6 separate regions of the Homo sapiens genome follow, and all the other regions are linked to region 3. Evidence: chromatin contacts called from ENCODE Hi-C or POLR2A ChIA-PET data. All regions are on one chromosome and are shown on one strand. Each heading gives the region's core, a stretch centred on a gene start or an enhancer-like site at or near the end of the contact. The rest is flanking DNA. Distances are from core to core; before and after follow the strand shown.

Region 1 (2,700 bases), core at 90-2,589, 1.4 Mb after region 3:
TAGTGTTCCCTGGAACCGGGAGGCTGCCAGCTGCCAGCCCTCCTGCCGCTCATACGGTGTCGTCAGCAGTTTTGTCAGGTGCCCCCGCCACGTCACTATGGCCTCTGCCAGCCAGCCTGGACCCCTGAGAGGCAGGAGTTACAGGCTGAAGGTCTGACACAAGCATTAGTGAGATGCTCCCCTCGAAGAATAGTCTTGTTTCTTCTAAGGACTGATTCTCACCCCGGCTTTGGCTCTCCTAATTTTAGAGGGTAGGTACGGGTCTCCAGATATACTGCCTACCACGCTTTGCTCACCCCTCCAACCGGCCTCGGTGTTCCAGGAGCCAGCACAGCAGGTGGTCCAGCCTTTCCTGGACCTCCTCGTCCCGGGGCTGGTATCGATCCGGGTATCCGTCTCTGAGGTCAAAGTTGGGGCCTGGACCGTTAGTGGGGGGTGGGCTATAGTAGCGCAGGGCTCGGGCATCTCCATGGTACTGGCGTTGAGCATCCAGGGAGAAGCAGCCCAGTTCCGAAGGGCGCCGGTAGAAAGGAAAGGGCCCAGAGTAGAGGGCAGGGTCTGTGGGCAGAGAAGGTGCTGGACGAGGTAGTTTGTTCCGAGGCTCAGCTACCTCTGTCTTCTCAGCTCCTCTCTTGGTCCCCCTGGGATCCATGAGGTCCTAAGACAAGCAGGGGTACAGAGTTTCCATTCTACAGAGGAGGCCTGGAGAAGGATGACTGGTTTAGGACTAAGCGAGCCACCTGATCGCCAGGCTCTGGCCTTGAAACATTCAGGCCCCTCAGACGCCACCGCGGCCAAGCTCTCATCCTGCCTCTTTCCTTGCCCTTCACCCACCCTCCCTCCAGGTCCTCCAAATGCAGTGAGGTTAGGAAGGACGTCTGCGCTCAGATCAAGAATCCAGTTACCTCAAAGCTCCCCAACTTCCACCTCCGCAGAGCTATGACGTCATGGCAGGCACGCCAGAGGCCGAAGGATGCAAAAGTGGTTTTCTGCTTTCGATGATGCAATCATTCAGCGACAGTGGCGGGCAAACCCCTCCCGGGGCGGGGGAGGTGTGAGCTTCACGAAGGAGGTTGACACCAACGTGGCCACCGGCGCCCCTCCACGCCGCCAACGAGTCCCCGGGCGTGCGTGCCCTTGGAGGGAGCCAATCCGCGGCCGGCGTGGGGCCCGGCCTGGCGGAGGTGATGCTGGTATGTGCGTCGCCACCGCCCCTCCCAGCACTGACGGGCCTGAGGGACGACAAGTTGACGCTCCTTTCGTCATCACCTGGTCTAGGAGGGACGCCCGGGGAGACCGTACGTCACTGCTCTGCGCCGGAAGACCCTATTTTCAGGTTCTCTTCCCTCCATTCCTACCCCTTCCCCGGTACCATAAAATCCCGGGATATGAGCTGGAAGAGGCATCACCTGATCCCGGAGACCTTTGGAGTTAAGAGGCGGCGGAAGCGAGGGCCTGTGGAGTCGGATCCTCTTCGGGGTGAGCCAGGTAACCATGGCAACCCCGGGGGTGGGGCCTCGCTTCCGGTAGCCGAGAGTTTTGTTAGAACCGCGTCCCCGCCCCAGTTCCCTGTCCGTGAGCCGATTTATCTGCCCAGGGTCGGCGCGCGCGGCTGTCTCAGAACTCATGCAGCTGTTCCCGCGAGGCCTGTTTGAGGACGCGCTGCCGCCCATCGTGCTGAGGAGCCAGGTGTACAGCCTTGTGCCTGACAGGACCGTGGCCGACCGGCAGCTGGTGAGGGGCGTCGGTGCGACCGCCGGAAGCCCCTTTCCTAACTCCTGGAATTCCCTGTCACTCAGTCACTCCGCCAGCCGTTCAGCAAGCATTAGGCCTTTCAGGCGAGGGCACTGTGCCAGGCACTGGGGTGCCACAGAGACCCTGTTAAAAGTCCCGCAGGTAGTACAGGGCATTTCAAATCATGGAGGTAGAAGAACGAGGCTTTTGGGGAAACCGAGTCATGGGGCATGGTTCGAACATACAGCGCTGGGAGTGCAGTCAGACGTCAGATCATGACAGGCCTTGTACATCAGTGTTGTTTCCATCTTACACTGAGGCGATGGGCTGGTAGAGAATATCATAGAGAGAGGGAATGGTGTATTGGAGATAGTGGATGAGGCAGGGAGGTCAGCTAAGAAGATACTGCATCTGAGAAGTGGTGAAGGCCTAAATTAGGTCAGTGCAGTAGGGAGGGAGAGGAGAGTGAGGAAGAGGGAGGAGTCCAGGACAACTCAGACTTTCCAGATGACTGCGTGGCTGGTGGTATTAGGAGCACATTTAGTTGTTGGACTACAGATAATGTGTTTAATTTTATACAAGTTGAGTTGATGGTGCATGTGGAGCATCCAAAGACAAAGGTATTAGACAGTTGGATATGAGAGTTGGAGAGAATTCTGGGCCAGTGATAATAGAATTACAAGTCATGGAGGTGTGAATAGCAAGTGGTTAATTCTGTGATGTGGTGAGATCCAGTAGGAAGAGTGGGTAGAGGAGTGATTTCTAACCTTTTTGTAATCTTTAGAAGGTGATAAAAGCTATGGCTATCTCTCTCCAGAAAAATGCACGTTTGCCACATATACATAGGGTGTATGTATAGTTAGGGGGGAAATATTTTACTAATCCTGCGAGGTCCGTGGTTAAGGACTCCAGGTTTAGAGTGGAAGTTAATAGGGTCAAATCCACAATGCTGGGAAACACCATCAT
Region 2 (2,700 bases), core at 196-2,695, 1.6 Mb after region 3:
GAGAGCAGGCTTCATTCGGTGGCAGTTTAGGGCGTGTTTCCTTGGGAGGAGTGGGAGTGGGGAAAGAGAAAAGTTGAGGAGCTAGAGAAACAGAGCAGGGGGCCTGAGAACAAGGAGGGAGGAGGGTCAGTCTGCGGAGGGAGGAAGCGGATTGGGGGTGGAATGAGTTGGGGGTGGAATGAGGAGTTCTTGGGAAAAGATCAGCTCCCAGAGCATGGGGAAGCTCCTCAGCTTCAGGGAGACACAGGGAAGATGCAGGCAGCAGGTTAAAGGCTGCGGGCTTTGGGAGATGGTCTAGAAAGGTAGGAGGAGGAATCTGGGAGTGGATGGAGAAAGGAAAGTGACTTGGTAGGTTTCAGAGGGAGAGAGACAGAGGCTGGGGTTGAGAAGAGTCAGAGTTTGAGGTGGCAGAGTGGGGCTGGGGGTGCCGAGCTAACTGGGGAGATCAGTGTAGGGTGTGTGAAGGGGTCCTGGGGCTGAGCAGGTGGGAGGCTTTGATGCACCTAGTGTCTGGCTGAGCAGTGGAGAGGAGCTTTAGGGGCTCTGGAGAGGGTGTGGAGGTCTCCACATCTGGAGAGAATGAGGGGGCTGGGTGGAGAGTTAGGGGAGAAGATAACGTAGCCCAAGAACAGTTTCTTAGTCTGGGAGCCAGAGGGGGCTCCCGGGGATGGGGCTGTTCCAGGAGACTGCAGGGGTCGGCAAAAGGTTAGGAGTGGGGAGCCGGGCCACCGGGGGTTCCCTCTGTGAAGGTTTCAGGGCCTGGGGGTGAAGGGAGGTTTGAGAGGGATCACTTTTCTATGGGCTCCCAGGAATAAGGAGAGAAGAGAGCTGTTGGATCCTGGAGAGGGCCCTGGAGTTGGGGGGGGCTCCCAGAAGATTCAGAACATGTGAACGGGGTTTGCTGGGTCTGTGTGGGGTCCCGGAGTGGGGGCACTCACTTGGCCTGGGCCTCGTCCAGGCTCTGGTCGGTGATGGTCATTATCTGCTGCAGAATGTCCCCGATGTCTTGCTTCCCTCGGCCTCCCGGGACCCCCCCGCTACCCCCACCGGGGTCTCCGCCACCGGGAGGCTCGCCAGGGCCCCCAGGCTCCCCACTCACCAATCCCAGGCCCCCCCGGCCCCCGCCTGGAGGGGGCGGCCCCAGTAGCCGTTCGTCCATAGCTGGGGGGGGGCCCTGAGGCCCCCTCCCTGCTCCGCCCCTCCCCCCGCCTGGTTACTTCTCCCCCCAAACTCGCTGGGGCCGCTGCTCCCTCCGCCCCAACCCCCGCCCGTCTGCCCCCGGCTCCCGGCTCCCCCGGGGGTTCACCCCGGCACTGAAGGGAGACCTGGGATACCGGCTGGGCCCCCCACAGGAGACCCCGGCCCCCGGCGGCGGAGAAAATGGAGCCGGAGAGAGAGAGGAGGCCCAAGCGGGGGTGTGTGTGAGAGAGAGGGAGGAGGGAGGAGGGAGAAGGGGGGGGAGCGAGGGAGGGAGGCTGGGGGAGGGGAGCCGGAGAGGAAGAGGAGGGGAGAAGAGAGGAGGAACAGGGAGGAGCTGGGGGCGGAGAGAGAGACACAGAAACAGAGGAACTGAGACCTAGTGGAGGAGGGGAGAGGGAAGAGGGGATGAGGGGAGGAGACGGGCCATCTGAAAGATATGGGAAAGCCCCCTGGCTGGACTTCCGCGGCCTAGGAGTGGGGCTGTGTTGGCGGCTGGGGGCGTCTGTCACCTGGGTCCTGAATCAGGGATCTAAGCGATGTGGACTCAGGCCGCTGGAATGCCTGGGTTCACCGGCAGCTCAGTTCATATTTCTTGTTCTAATGACTCCCCTCCCTGTTCTACTTAATTAAAACCGAAGAGGGGGGCTGGGGGAGATAATTAGGGAGGTCTCCAGCCGCTGCTTAATGAGCCAGTAATTAACCAGCCGGGGAGGGGAGCTGGCCTCTGGCCAGACTGGGGAGAGAAAAGGCCTCTGGCCTCACCTTCCTACCTTTCACCCCGCCTGGGCCCCCCAGATACCAGTCTGCAGTCCAGAGGGGAATTATATTTATTCACACAACCAAAACATCAGACAGACTCAGCAGCAGTGGGGAGGGAGGGTGGGCAGGGCTGAAGGTCCATTCACAGCCCGTAAACCCCTCAGTCTCAGGGATCGGGGGTGCTGGTAGTGGGACTGGGAGAATAGTCTTAATCTCTCAGGTGCCCACCCACCTTCCCTTCTTACTGGGAGGAAGGGTAGAGCTGTCTCTCAGGTTATAACCTCTCAGGTGGAGGCCTGAGCCCTCAGACCCTACTGCCTAGTAGCTTGACAACTGGTGGTGTCCCCACAAGTTAGGGAAAAGACTCCCAGCCACTCCTTGAGATGGGTGCCTGGGATCCCCCTTACTGCCTCAAGCTCCCATGGACCTGTGGGCGGGGAGTTAAATCCCTGTTCCATCTCGCCTGTTCCCAGAGTTTGAGGACTTTCACCCTGTCCAGTTCCCAGGGAAGGTGATGTGGGAGATGAATATTGAGATTTGTGCCGTGTCTTTCAGTCTCTGGTACCCCTGCCAAGCAAGAGTTGAGGGCATGCAATGGGCTGCCCAGCTTTGAGACCAGTGGCAAGGAAGGGCTGGTTGGGGCTCAAGTCTCAGCAGGTGTGTGTGGGGGGCCGGGACCTTTGCTCCTCCATTCGACCCCCACCCTGAACTCTCAGCAGCAACTCCAGGAGCTCTTGCCCC
Region 3 (2,700 bases), core at 60-2,559:
TTTAAAAAGTTATAGCGAGCTATTACTTCTCTCTGCCCATCTCCTTACCCTGCAATCTTTATGTACAGATTGCTTATTAATCTGGCAAATTGAAAGGCACCCTGCTTGTCTCACACACAAAGAAGTGGTACTTCTGGGCCACAAGATCCACCATCTCTTGTATGTGAGCTCATTAACCCTTTTGAAGACTGCTGCTAACCAGAGGAAGGTAACCATTCCTCCTTATATAAACACATATGGCTTTGGCAGTCTGGAAATTGGCTGGATTACCAAGGGTTAACCATCAAAATCCTCACTTGCTGGCCCTCCCTCCACCCTCTCTTTGCCTGCAGCAAGGCAGGGAAGAGATAGGTGGTAGGGGAGAGAGAACAAGACTGTTTAGACCCACAGGCCCTTTTTAATGGAGATTAAGTGACCAGATTGGTCCTTCTCCAGTTCTCTATTTGTTCTATGGTCTCATTTCTTCCTCTCATTATTTTTGGTTTCACAACGGGAAACGTTGATTTCTTGTTGCAAGGCTGGTTTTTGAAAATTCGACACTTACTATCCAATTTTTTTGCGACGTCAGCACCTCGGGCTCAGGGGGGAGGGGGTAAAATTTTGGAGGAAAAAAAATAAAACAACCAACCAGGACCCAAAACTCAATTATTTAGGGGGCCTCATTGGATCAAAAAGTCTTTTAAAAAATAAAGGCCAACTCAGTATTCATTTCCCCCCCACCCAACTCCATTTAGGGAGGGGGGTCGCAGAAAAAAGTTCTGAGTGGATTCAAAAAAGTAAACGCTGGATGAGTGAATTTGGGTGGTTTGGGAAGGGAGGGTGGTTGATTATTTTTGAAGTTATGTAGTGACGGTCCTTCGGCCACAGATTTCAAGTCCCAAGCAGCGTGGGCTGGTGGGGTGGGCAAGATAGGTGGGAAGGGGCAGAAGACACAAGTGGTTGGGCTGGTGGCTGCTGTTTTCCCTTTCCCCCCTCTCTCAGGATCCTTTCAAGGGCTTAGATGTTGCTGCGGCTTGTTTCTGTTTTCCTCGTGGCCGGCCTGTCTTTCTCCGAGAAAATTCAAACCTGGGATAAAAGGAACACAAGGGAGAAAGATGTAATCAGTACGGGTTGCTTCAAAACACTCACAAATGCCATCTTTGTTGTCCCCAAACAAACCTGTGTCCCATCCTGATCGCAACCGCTTTAAGCCGTGGCTCTCAAATGAACCCATCCATCCCTATCCCGCTTCCCAGATCCAACGCTCTCCGCAAAATTTTACCCACTAGACGACAAAGTAGGCAAACTTACCTCTAAACGAACCCCAGAATGGCGGCCGCCCGCTCGGGTGGAGTCTTTTATACCCGGACGCCGCCCAACGCGCCCAAACGTGCTAGTGAAACGCCCTTGTCGCGAGACATTATACGCGAGGCGTGAACTCATTGGTCAACCCAAATGACAACTCGCCAACTGATTGGCTACTCTCACTTCACCTTTGCTCCGCCCCTTTCCCTGGCACTCTCTTCCGCCTCCTTCCTGCCTCCCTGTCGCGTGCGCGTGACCAGGAGCCTAGCACCTCCCTTTCCTCTGCTTCCGCCACTTCCGCCCTGGAGAACATTTCTCACCCAGGATTGGTAGAAACCTAAGAGCGCATGCGCACTGAGAGGATACCGCTAAAAATCGCCTTCAAAATTGCTTAAAAGGCAAACTTTAACAATGCGATCTAAGAGTCGTAGTGACTGGCCAAAAAAAACCGCAATTTTGGGGTCTAATTCGATTGTGACGCAGTTGAAATTAGCTTCTCCCCCATGCCTTCCCTTTCACGCTTCCGTCCTGACGCAAACGTGGGGCCGCCTTCCGCACTGCGGGCTTGTCCTTGGCCCTGCCCTACTCAGTTTCCTGAAGCATGCGCAGTTGCCTTTCCGTCAATTCCTGTCCTGGGCGTACGTCAAGATGGCGGCGTCTGTATTAAACACCGTGCTGAGGCGGCTTCCTATGCTATCTCTCTTCCGAGGTTCTCACAGAGTTCAGGTAACTCTTCGAAAGACATTTTGCACAACCTCAAGTTGGTTATACCTTCTCGAGGTTGTCGCTCCACTGTCAGGAATCCACGAGTGGAGACCTTCCCACGTGTGTCTTAGCTGTCTAGGCAGTACTTCCTGCAACCCCCCCCCCACACCCCGCGCATTTTCTAATCCCGAGCCGAGGACTAAACGCCAGGGTTAGGTATCATCCTTTTTCCAAAATGCCATTTCAGTAAAATAACTTAAGTGATGGAATTGACCCCTGTCCACCCTCAGTCATGCATAACCAGCTTTTTAAAAATTATTTAACTAATTAAGGGGCCATGCTAATCTCTGTATCGTTGCAATTTTAGCATAACATATGTACTCCCCAAGCGAGCGCCACAACCAGCTGTTAACTATGCAAGTGGTGACTAAATCTGTGTTGCTCTGGAATGTCCTTGGGGAAATTAGGGATCCCAATTTCTACCAACCTTGCTATTTCTCAATAAGGTCAGGATATATTCTTACGACCTGAGGACAGTTTCTCAGCTCTCTTTATTAAATCAGTTTCTTATCGGAGTTATGAGAGCTTAACTCCGTCCTTTGAATTGAGGTTTCCCTCCAGTCTTGTGTACTCACCTCTCTGGAGGTTCTTGGTGGGGCACGGTGAGATAGGAAGGCTTGCCCAGCTGCCACTCCCTAAAGTGGGACTGAA
Region 4 (2,700 bases), core at 34-2,533, 1.2 Mb after region 3:
GGGACCTCAGGCCTTCCGATGGTCCCAGGGTGCAATCCAACACTTGCACTATCTATACCTCTTGTCCTGTTTTATTTTTCTCCATTGCATTTATCACCTTGCAACAGACAAAAAAGTTTACTTGTTTATTATGCTTGTCTGTCTCCTTCCAGTACAATTTAAATCCTGAGGGCAGAGATTTTTGATCTGTTTTGTTCGTGGCTATATTCATGAAACCTAAAATAGTGCCTGGTATAGGTATATAGTACCCAATAAATGTTTGCTAAGTGAATGTCCAACTCCTTGGTGATCCCAATTTCCAGATCACTGTCCTAGACACTTGCCCTTCTCGGGTTCCCTCTACCCCTCAGGGACTCAGGCAACCAACCCTCTAAGTTCCCCTATCCTCAGGGCCCTTGGGCTCATTGGGCTGCCCACCCATCCAACCTAGCACCGGCTCTTTCACCCAGACATCTTTATACCCTGGTCCATGGACCTCCGCAGGGCGATGAACTTGGCCCCCTCATCGGATGAGGACATTTTCCTCGCCTCAGCAAAGGCGAGAAGAGTGCCCCGCGGAGTGGCTGTGATGAGCGGGATGCGGAAGGTGTCCACTGAGCCGATCTGTCTCCCGCTCACCCACAGCAGTTGCTCCATGGTCACCAGCGGCTGCACCTGTCATGGGAGGAGGAAGGGTCAACAAAGACAAACTTGTCTTGGGGGTTTTAGGAACCCACGTTCCGATGGGAGAGGGAGGATCTAATGGGGATCCCGAGTAGGGGATGGGGTCCCAGAACAAGAAAGAGGAACACGAAGGGGAGTTTGGAGCGAAGCTGGAGGCTCGGAGCAGGGGAGGGTCTACGAAAGGAGAAGGCGCCTTCAGGGAGGGAAGGGGACCCCAAAAGAGGAAGGGGCTCGAATGAGGAGAAGGACGGGGACCCGGAGAGGGAGAGGGGCTGGGAGCGGTAGGAGGAAACGGGGTCTGGGAGAAAGAAAAGGGTCCTGTCGCGGAAAGTCGGCTCAGCCGCCCGCGTTCCGGGGGACACTAGGTGTCGATCACCTGCGCGGGTCGGGGATGGGGCTATGCAAAGGGTGACTCACCAGACCGAAGTCGTTCTCAGCCTTGGACCAGGAGGCTGCCAGAGACAGCAGCAGGAAGATCGCGGCAAACACCCAAACCCTACAGCCTCCCCAGAAGCCCAGAATCCGCGGCCCCCAGCGTCTGTCCGGGAGCGCCGTGCTGGGTCGCTCCCCAGTCATCTCTCCCCGCAGCTGCCGCGACCCTGGCAGCTAGACTCCACAGAGTCGGGAGTCAGCTGACCCGGACCCTTTAAAGCGCAGATGTCACCCTTAAGCCCGCCCCGGTCTGGAGGCCCCGCCGCGCTTCCCGGACTCTAATTGGTCTTCAAGTAGCTCATCTCCTCCCACGTGATCACGCAGCATCTCGAAGCTTGCCCTTCCGATTGGCCCTCTTGGAGGCCCTCTTGGAGGCCCGGAGCGCGTGACCCGAACGGGAAGCGGACTGGCTGGGGTGAAGAAGGGACTGGCACCATCCTTATTGGGCTTTTTGATTGGCCGCGGCACCAGGACACGTCACAGGGGCGGGGCCGATTTTAAAGAGCCGGGCGCGGAAAAAAAAAGGCCGCCTGTCGTCGTGGAGAGAATGAGTCACAGATTTACTGAGTTAACAAAATATCTTTAATAAAATCTTTTTGTTTGTTTGTTTTGTTTTGGAGACAGAGTCTGTCACCCAGGTTGGAGTGCAGTGGCGCGATCTCGGCTCACTGCAACCTCTGCCTCCCGGGTTCAAGCGATTCTCCTGCCTCAGCCTCCCGAGTAGCTGGGATGACAGGTGCATGCCACCACTCTCGGCTAATTTTTGTATTTTTAATAGAGACGGAGGTTTCACCATGTTGGCCAGGCTGGTCTCGAACTCCTGACTCAGGTGATCCGCCCGCCTCAGCCTCTCAAAGTGTTGGATTACAGGCGTGAGCCACGGCGCCTGGCCTAAAACCTTTTTTTACCACAAAATGGAGACCTGTAAGGCGAAGTGAGGTTGGATGGCTGGACGGTGGGGGTGGGGTGCAGTCCTGGATCAGGGCCGGAGCTGTCACTTCTTCCTCTTCTTGTTGTCCGGGGGCGCCTCGTTCTTCTTGCCCAGAATCTTTAGAAGGCTCTTGGACATGTAGTAGGGCCGGTCCAGGGAGCCGTTGTTCCGCTCCAGGTCTTCCACTGAGCCGCAACAGAGACCGGTTAGAGCGGACCCTGGGGCCAGGAAATCGGGGACTGGGAGGCAAGCTGCCTGCGGGATTTGGAATCCAAGCTGCACCACCACCCTTACCCCCGGGCAGGTTATGTAATCTCAGTTTCCTCCTGTGAAGTGGGGTCGGGAATATTATGTTGCATAGAGCGATGATAAGAATTAGCGGAAAAAATGCATGTCAGTCGCTTAGGAGGAGACTGGCAAACCCTGAATGGATGCATGCTGTAGAGTAAGAAAATCCCCTGCCGCTACAGCCACCTGCTGGGAAGTCTCTCTAATGGCTCTTTTTTTTTTTTAATCTTTTTTCTTTGTTTTGAGACGGAGTCTTGCTGTCGCCCAAGCTGAAGTGCAGTAGCGCAATCTCGGCTCGCTGCAACCTCCGCCTCCTGAGTTCAAGCGATTCTCCTGCTTCAGCCTCCCAAGTGGCTGGGATTACAGGCGCCCGCCACCGCGCCCAG
Region 5 (2,725 bases), core at 59-2,558, 1.3 Mb after region 3:
AGTAGCCTCATAGCCAAACTCTGGACAGATGGAGGTGATTTTCCCGCCCCTGTCATTGACATCTTGGCCCGGCTAGGACAGGAACCCCCCTTGCTGGGGGAAGAGGGGAATGACTTTGTGGCATGGCCTAGAAAACAGGCAAGCAAAAGGCAAGATAAGAAAGAAGGCAAGAGTCAGAAATTTCCCACCAACCCCCCAGGCTACCCAGCCTCTCACCCAGCAGGATCCGGCCCCCACGGAGGTCCCCATCTCCCTCAAGATTCTCAGATTCATCCCCAATGAGTGGTGTAGCCCCTACAGGGGTGTCAGCCCCCTCATCACCAACAGTGACAGTGACAGAGGCTGGAGATGAGGGGCCAGCAGGCTCCAGGGAGTCGGGGGTGGCCTTGGGCAGGGTTTCTTCACTACGAGGGGTGTCCCCCAAAGAGCCATGAACTGTAGAGGAAGAGAAAAAGTTCAGAGCTAAGGGCTCAGGAGATCCTGTGTTTAGGGAAGGTGACGGTCCAATTGGGGCCCGTTTTAGCTGCACTCACCTCTCTCGGTGGCTCCTCTGGTTTCCTTCTCCAGCAGCAGCGCCCCCATCTCAGCGGGGGCCTCCCCCTGGGAGGGGAGACAAGGGACAGGAGGGCTGGTCAGCCCAGTAGAGAGTTGGGGGGTCCAGGATGCCTGGGCCCTGGGAAGAGAGAGTAGGCTCCGGGGCCTACCTCTTCCTCTGTGGGGCCCCCCCCTTCCGCGGCCTCGGCTGCCCGGAGGGGCCGCACGACCCCTCCCCCGGGCCCGCATCAACCCCCTCCCTCTCGGTAGACCCCGCATCTCTGGGGCCGAGAGAAGAGGAGGGGGAGGGGGCGGGGCCTCCGCGCCCCGGCCCCGCCCCCTCCTCCCGGCTGCACGCGCCGCTCCCCCTTTGTCCCCCAGGCCGCGGGGACCCCGGGCACCAACCCCTCCAGCACCCGCTGCCCCCCAGCCCGGTGGACGGCCCCTCGTGCCCCTCACGCGTGCTCCTGGGGCCCCGGCGCCCGTCGCCCACTCAGGGGCAGCCGGCGGCTGCACGCGCGCCTCCGTGCCCACTCCCCCCACCTCCCACACCCTGGTCCCCTCATCCGCCCCCGGTGCTGGCCCCCTGGATTGCTGCAAGTCCCGCCCGGGCCCCCCGGCCCCGTTGCACCCCCGGAGCATTGCACGGGCGCGCGCTTCCCCCGGGCGCGCGCGCGGGCATGCACCCGCCTCTCCCCCTCCCCTTCCGCACCTCGGCGGCCGCCGCCGCTGCAGCTCCCGCCGCCGCCGCCATCGCCGCTTGCGCTGGGGGCCGAGCCGGCGCGCGGCCGCCCCGGGTCACGTGGGCGAGGGAGGGAGGGCGAGGAGGAGCCTTAAAGGAGCCGCTACATGCTTTTTGGCCATTTTCCCCTGAGAGCGGCCTCGGAGATGGCTGTGACTGTCCTAAGCTGGGAGCTGCAAGGGAGAATTCCTGTCATTCCTGGCCTCAGTTCTGCAGGGACCGAGGGCGAGACACGCCTGGGCCCAGGTGTGGCGTCTCTGTCCCCATCTGGTTTTAGGTAACAAGCGGAGCTTCTGAACTTCTCGGCTCTCGGCAGCGGCTGTATTTCCTCTGGCCTGGTTGGGCTTTTCCCGCCTCTGGTTGCTTTTCTGCCTTTCTAGTTTTTGGGTTACCAGATAGAAGGCTTGGCCTCAGTTTTGGCCTCGCCTTTTTGCTCTTTCTAACGAGCACGAAGGGGCGATAGGGACGCGGAGGACACCTTTATTCTTGGCTGGTTCTAGCATGCTGCTTCATGTCCCCTGGAGCAGCGTGCCCTTCTGAAAACCTGTGGCTAAATGTCTCTTCTGTTTATATCAGGCGTGTTACACCTTCACACGCACTAGGGATCCAGGTAAGCCCAGCGGCCCGAACGTCATTACTGACTGGTGACACTGCAGTAAGTAAACCTTTTTTGCCGAACACTTCATAAGCACAGTCAGGTACTCCGTGGGTCATAGCCCAGCGGACAATTTAAGTATAAATGATATACACCAAGATAGACAATCTCGATAGCTGTATTTAGGGTACCATCCCTTTAGGTATTACGTTTTGGTCGAGTTTGGAAAAGATCTGTATGATTTCACACGCAGTATTTGACACAGGCAGGTGGGGCACCTGAGGCCAATTAAAGGCCTTCTGGGAACTGTAGTTCTCTTTGGTTAACTATTCCAGAGCTTTCTGGGAATTGTAGTTTTCCCTGCACCTTAATCCAAACTTAGCTTTTTTTTTTTTTTTTTAGCTTTCCTGAAGACATGACCTATTTACCCCAGACAAAATATGACCAAACAGACTCCTGCTTACAATTTCCGTGGGCAGGTTGGCCACCTGTAGCTCATCCCTAGCACTGATCCTAAGTCCCTCAAATAGAGTTCATGTGCATCCCCACGACTGCCAATCACTTGTACTGTGAGGTACCTGGCTAAGTGTTGAGATTGCAGAACTGGTGGAGGGCTGGGGGTGGGGACTTGGGGGAGTCCCTGACCAGAGGAGCTCACTTGTCACACTCCTCTCCCATGTTTAGGGCTGGGCTCCTTCAGGCAAGGGATATGCAGAGTTGTGACCTCTAGGTATTAAGAACGCAGCATCACAGGGAGAGGCTGTCTAGGGCAGGATAGTCATGTACACGCAGTTGCCAGAGTGTAAAGGAAAAAAAAAAGTTTTTTTTTGTTTTTTATTTTGTGGAAAACAAAA
Region 6 (2,700 bases), core at 160-2,659, 1.0 Mb after region 3:
TCTGAGGCCAGGTGCGGTGGCTCATGCCTGTAATACCAGCACTTTGGGAGGCCGAGGAGGGCACATCACCTGAGGTAAGGAGTTCGAGACCAGCCTGACCAACATGGTGAAACCCCGTCTCTACTAAAAATACAAAAATCAGCTGGGTATAGTGGCACACGCCTATAATCCCAGCTACTCAGGAGGCTGAGATAGGAAAATCGCTTGAACCCAAGAGGTGGAAGTTTCAGTGAGTCGAGATCGCGCCACTGCACTCCAGCCTGGAAGACAGGGCGTGACTCCATCTCAAAAAAAAGAAAAAAAAAGAAAATCTGGTGACCAGAAAATCAAGCTCATCTCTCAGGCTAAGGGGCCTAAACGAGGAAAAGCTAAAGGTGTCTTCCAGAACTAGTGAGGTGTCTCACCTGGGCCCCCACAATAAAGGTACGAGTTTGAGAGTCCAAGGTCTTCACCAACACCTCCAAGCTGTCAGGCTCCTCCACAGCGGTACTGGTACTATCATTAGGCTCCATGGCCGACAGGTCTCTAAAGAAGAACGAAGGAAGGAAGGCCCGCTGTTGCCCAGACCAGAGTGTACCCGAAAGACTCCCTAGCATTAATCCCTGCCCCAATACCTAAAAAGTTTCTCCTGCACACACACACATTCACACCTGTCCCCATCCCCCTTCTGATTCCGGGGCACAGGGAGAGAAACACAAAGGGCAGGAGATCGACGGCTTAGGGAGCTGGAGGACGAGAGGTGGGAGGGGCTCCACGACGCCAATCACAATAAGCAGGGAGCCAGTCAGATTAGGAAGGAAGCACGAGACCAGAGACTAGTGTCATCACCGGTCACGGCAGGACAAGCGCCCCAGAGGTCGGAAAATCCTGGGACAACGCGAAAGCGGTGGTCGCCCCACACTCTGCGGAGAAAGTGGTTTCGCGCACGCGCGCCACGCCCATCGAACCCTCCTAACTCACTATAGACCCGAAACGGCACTCACGGGGCGACAGACCTGCTAGCTGACTGCCCGCGTCTACTGCCTTCCCACGGTGTTCCAGCAGAACGGCACAACTAACCCACAGCCAAACACACACACACACACACACACACACACACACACACACACCCACCACCCCGCGGCTCCGCCCCCGACTTCCCCACGGACCGTCACTTCCGGTCTCCCCCAAACCTGCCACCGACGGCCACTTCCGTTTCCCCGATAGTATTTGGGGATCTCGAAGCGATACTTCCGGCTCCCCCCAGGTCCCCAAGCTTTACTTTTGTGGGGCACGACGAGAAAGTCCGCAGCCCCAAACAGTGAGTTTCTGAGGGCGAGTCGGGCCGGGGCCGGCCTAGGTGGGAGGGAGCCGAGCACCCCGAGGAGCCGCCACCGCTGTCGCCCGGGGGACCGTACTACGCCTGCGTGCGTCGCACTACGGATGCGTGGACACTTAAGCATCGCCCCACCCCCTCCCCCCTCTGGCGGCGTTCACGTCTGTGCGCGCGCTTGAGCGCTAGAAGATTGAGGTGGCTACCGTAAATGCCTGAAAAACAGTCACCAGCTGGGACTCTACCACTGCCTCGAGAGGGGCTATGGACGGTCGTATGGACCTTGGACTTTGGAGATGGGGGATTATGCCACATTCATCTATGTTTAAATCTTGGCAGGCTGATAATTTCAGGCGGCACTGTCCTAGCCAGCTAAAACTCTTCTCCACCCTATTGCCCTCGCTGCGCCCTTTCTTCTGTGCCTCCGGAAGTTACTCTTTCAGTAGGCGTTTGGGGGCGGCACTGGTCAATTTTGTTCTCGGTTGCTTGGTTGGGCTAGATTTCGGTTCTGCCGGGTGGGCGTTTTAAGGGCTGTGGGCGTCACATTCGTCGGTGTGTGGCCAAGGGGACATGACACGTTTTAGGAAAAGTAAACGTGCTACTAAGTTGCACGACTTGTCAAGAAAAGAGGCGCTTCCGAGTTTGAGAATTGGGAGCAAATGGAGTCCGAGTGGACAGAAAGACAAGACCCTGACCGTGGGGAATTTAAAGGCCGGCCAGCGTGCTTCCGAAGGCCGGGGGTGGAGGCATTACCGCCTCTCCGTGCCCTCTTCTCTTAACCTGCCCTGGGCCAAGGGCCTCGGCCCCGCGAAACTGCGAGTCCTCCAGAAAGACACATCGCTGTTGGGGTGTCCAACCTTTCTGGGATTCGTAGTTTATACCCAGGTCCTGGTTATATTTTAGTTAAGAGTTCTAATAAGCAGCTGTTTAATGAGCACTTGTGCCAGCCCATATACTACGGGTTTTGTGTATTATTTTAAAAAGCCTTTTAACGAGCTTTTAACATTTTTTAAGTGAGTACACTTAGACGAACATAAGTGTCAGAATTGACAAATCCAGGCCTACAGGACTCCAGATCGAGCACTTGTACTTTACTGCCCCAATAAAAAGCTGTTAACATTTTAGCTTATTTTTTTGAGAGAGGGTCTCGCTTTGTCGCCCAGGCTGGAGTGCAGTGGCGCAATCACAACTCACTGTAGCCTCTGCCTCCCGAGCCCAACCGATCTTCCCACCTCAGCCTCCCTAGTAGGGACCACAGATGCACACCACCACACCTGGCTAATTTTATTTTTATAGAGATGGGGTCTTGCTATGTTGCCCAGCCTGGTCTTGCAGACTTGGCCTCCCAAAGTGCTGGGATTATAGGTGTGAGCTACTGTGCCTAACCA

The links. A loop is a pair of places that touch in the nucleus more often than their neighbours do. ChIA-PET counts read pairs that join two places held with the same protein, here RNA polymerase II (POLR2A). Pooled maps may share reads with other maps.
Region 1: a pooled map shows a loop between it and region 3 (9-fold over the local background). The contact joins the promoter of WHR1 here to the promoter of PPP1R10 in region 3. A Hi-C loop is called at or near these places in 4 of 50 pooled maps. POLR2A ChIA-PET finds 5 or more read pairs at or near these places in 2 of 52 experiments (GM12878 and K562).
Region 2: a loop to region 3 is called in a pooled map, with 19 times the contacts of the local background. The contact joins the promoter of PBX2 here to the promoter of PPP1R10 in region 3. A Hi-C loop is called at or near these places in 1 of 168 maps with a recorded cell type or tissue (naive thymus-derived CD4-positive, alpha-beta T cell) and 15 of 50 pooled maps. POLR2A ChIA-PET finds 5 or more read pairs at or near these places in 2 of 52 experiments (CD4-positive, alpha-beta T cell and activated CD4-positive, alpha-beta T cell).
Region 4: a loop to region 3 is called in a map of CD8-positive, alpha-beta T cell, with 23 times the contacts of the local background. The contact joins the promoter of NEU1 here to the promoter of PPP1R10 in region 3. A Hi-C loop is called at or near these places in 1 of 168 maps with a recorded cell type or tissue (CD8-positive, alpha-beta T cell) and 6 of 50 pooled maps. POLR2A ChIA-PET finds 5 or more read pairs at or near these places in 1 of 52 experiments (activated B cell).
Region 5: a pooled map shows a loop between it and region 3 (8-fold over the local background). The contact joins the promoter of EHMT2 here to the promoter of PPP1R10 in region 3. A Hi-C loop is called at or near these places in 8 of 50 pooled maps. POLR2A ChIA-PET finds 5 or more read pairs at or near these places in 3 of 52 experiments (BJ, HEK293T and MCF 10A).
Region 6: a pooled map shows a loop between it and region 3 (26-fold over the local background). The contact joins the promoter of BAG6 here to the promoter of PPP1R10 in region 3. A Hi-C loop is called at or near these places in 3 of 37 single-sample maps with no recorded cell type and 14 of 50 pooled maps. POLR2A ChIA-PET finds 5 or more read pairs at or near these places in 9 of 52 experiments (A673, GM10248, H1 and 5 more).

The regions. Positions count from the first base shown.
Region 1 is chr6:31,971,024-31,973,723 of GRCh38, forward strand. WHR1 (winged helix repair factor 1) reads left to right here and starts at 1,340. Exons shown (of 7, transcript NM_004197.2): 1 at 1,340-1,488; 2 at 1,598-1,734. The coding sequence starts at 1,389. It overlaps DXO (decapping exoribonuclease), which reads right to left and starts at 1,115. Exons shown (of 7, transcript NM_005510.4): 1 at 906-1,115; 2 at 297-658; 3 at 1-124. The coding sequence starts at 652. RefSeq lists an enhancer at 902-1,612.
Region 2 is chr6:32,188,757-32,191,456 of GRCh38, forward strand. PBX2 (PBX homeobox 2) reads right to left here and starts at 1,446. Exons shown (of 9, transcript NM_002586.5): 1 at 939-1,446; 2 at 1-40. The coding sequence starts at 1,159. It overlaps GPSM3 (G protein signaling modulator 3), which reads right to left. Exons shown (of 4, transcript NM_001276501.2): 4 at 2,010-2,700. The coding sequence ends at 2,610. RefSeq lists enhancers at 1-80, 1,233-1,801 and a silencer at 2,188-2,366.
Region 3 is chr6:30,615,934-30,618,633 of GRCh38, forward strand. PPP1R10 (protein phosphatase 1 regulatory subunit 10) reads right to left here and starts at 1,310. Exons shown (of 20, transcript NM_002714.4): 1 at 1,291-1,310; 2 at 545-1,065. It overlaps MRPS18B (mitochondrial ribosomal protein S18B), which reads left to right and starts at 1,907. Exons shown (of 7, transcript NM_014046.4): 1 at 1,907-2,010. The coding sequence starts at 1,933. RefSeq lists an enhancer at 1,568-2,136.
Region 4 is chr6:31,861,538-31,864,237 of GRCh38, forward strand. It overlaps NEU1 (neuraminidase 1), which reads right to left and starts at 1,284. Exons shown (of 6, transcript NM_000434.4): 1 at 1,081-1,284; 2 at 462-654. The coding sequence starts at 1,239. SLC44A4 (solute carrier family 44 member 4) reads right to left here. Exons shown (of 21, transcript NM_025257.3): 21 at 1,655-2,211. The coding sequence ends at 2,090. RefSeq lists enhancers at 1,465-2,090, 2,091-2,700.
Region 5 is chr6:31,896,390-31,899,114 of GRCh38, forward strand. EHMT2 (euchromatic histone lysine methyltransferase 2) reads right to left here and starts at 1,309. Exons shown (of 28, transcript NM_006709.5): 1 at 1,247-1,309; 2 at 534-600; 3 at 217-435; 4 at 1-127. The coding sequence starts at 1,288. It also overlaps a transcript of C2 not described here. RefSeq lists enhancers at 452-1,148, 1,232-1,826.
Region 6 is chr6:31,651,252-31,653,951 of GRCh38, forward strand. BAG6 (BAG cochaperone 6) reads right to left here and starts at 1,410. Exons shown (of 26, transcript NM_001387994.1): 1 at 1,173-1,410; 2 at 405-525. The coding sequence starts at 512. It also overlaps a transcript of APOM not described here. RefSeq lists enhancers at 279-858, 859-1,438, 1,439-2,018.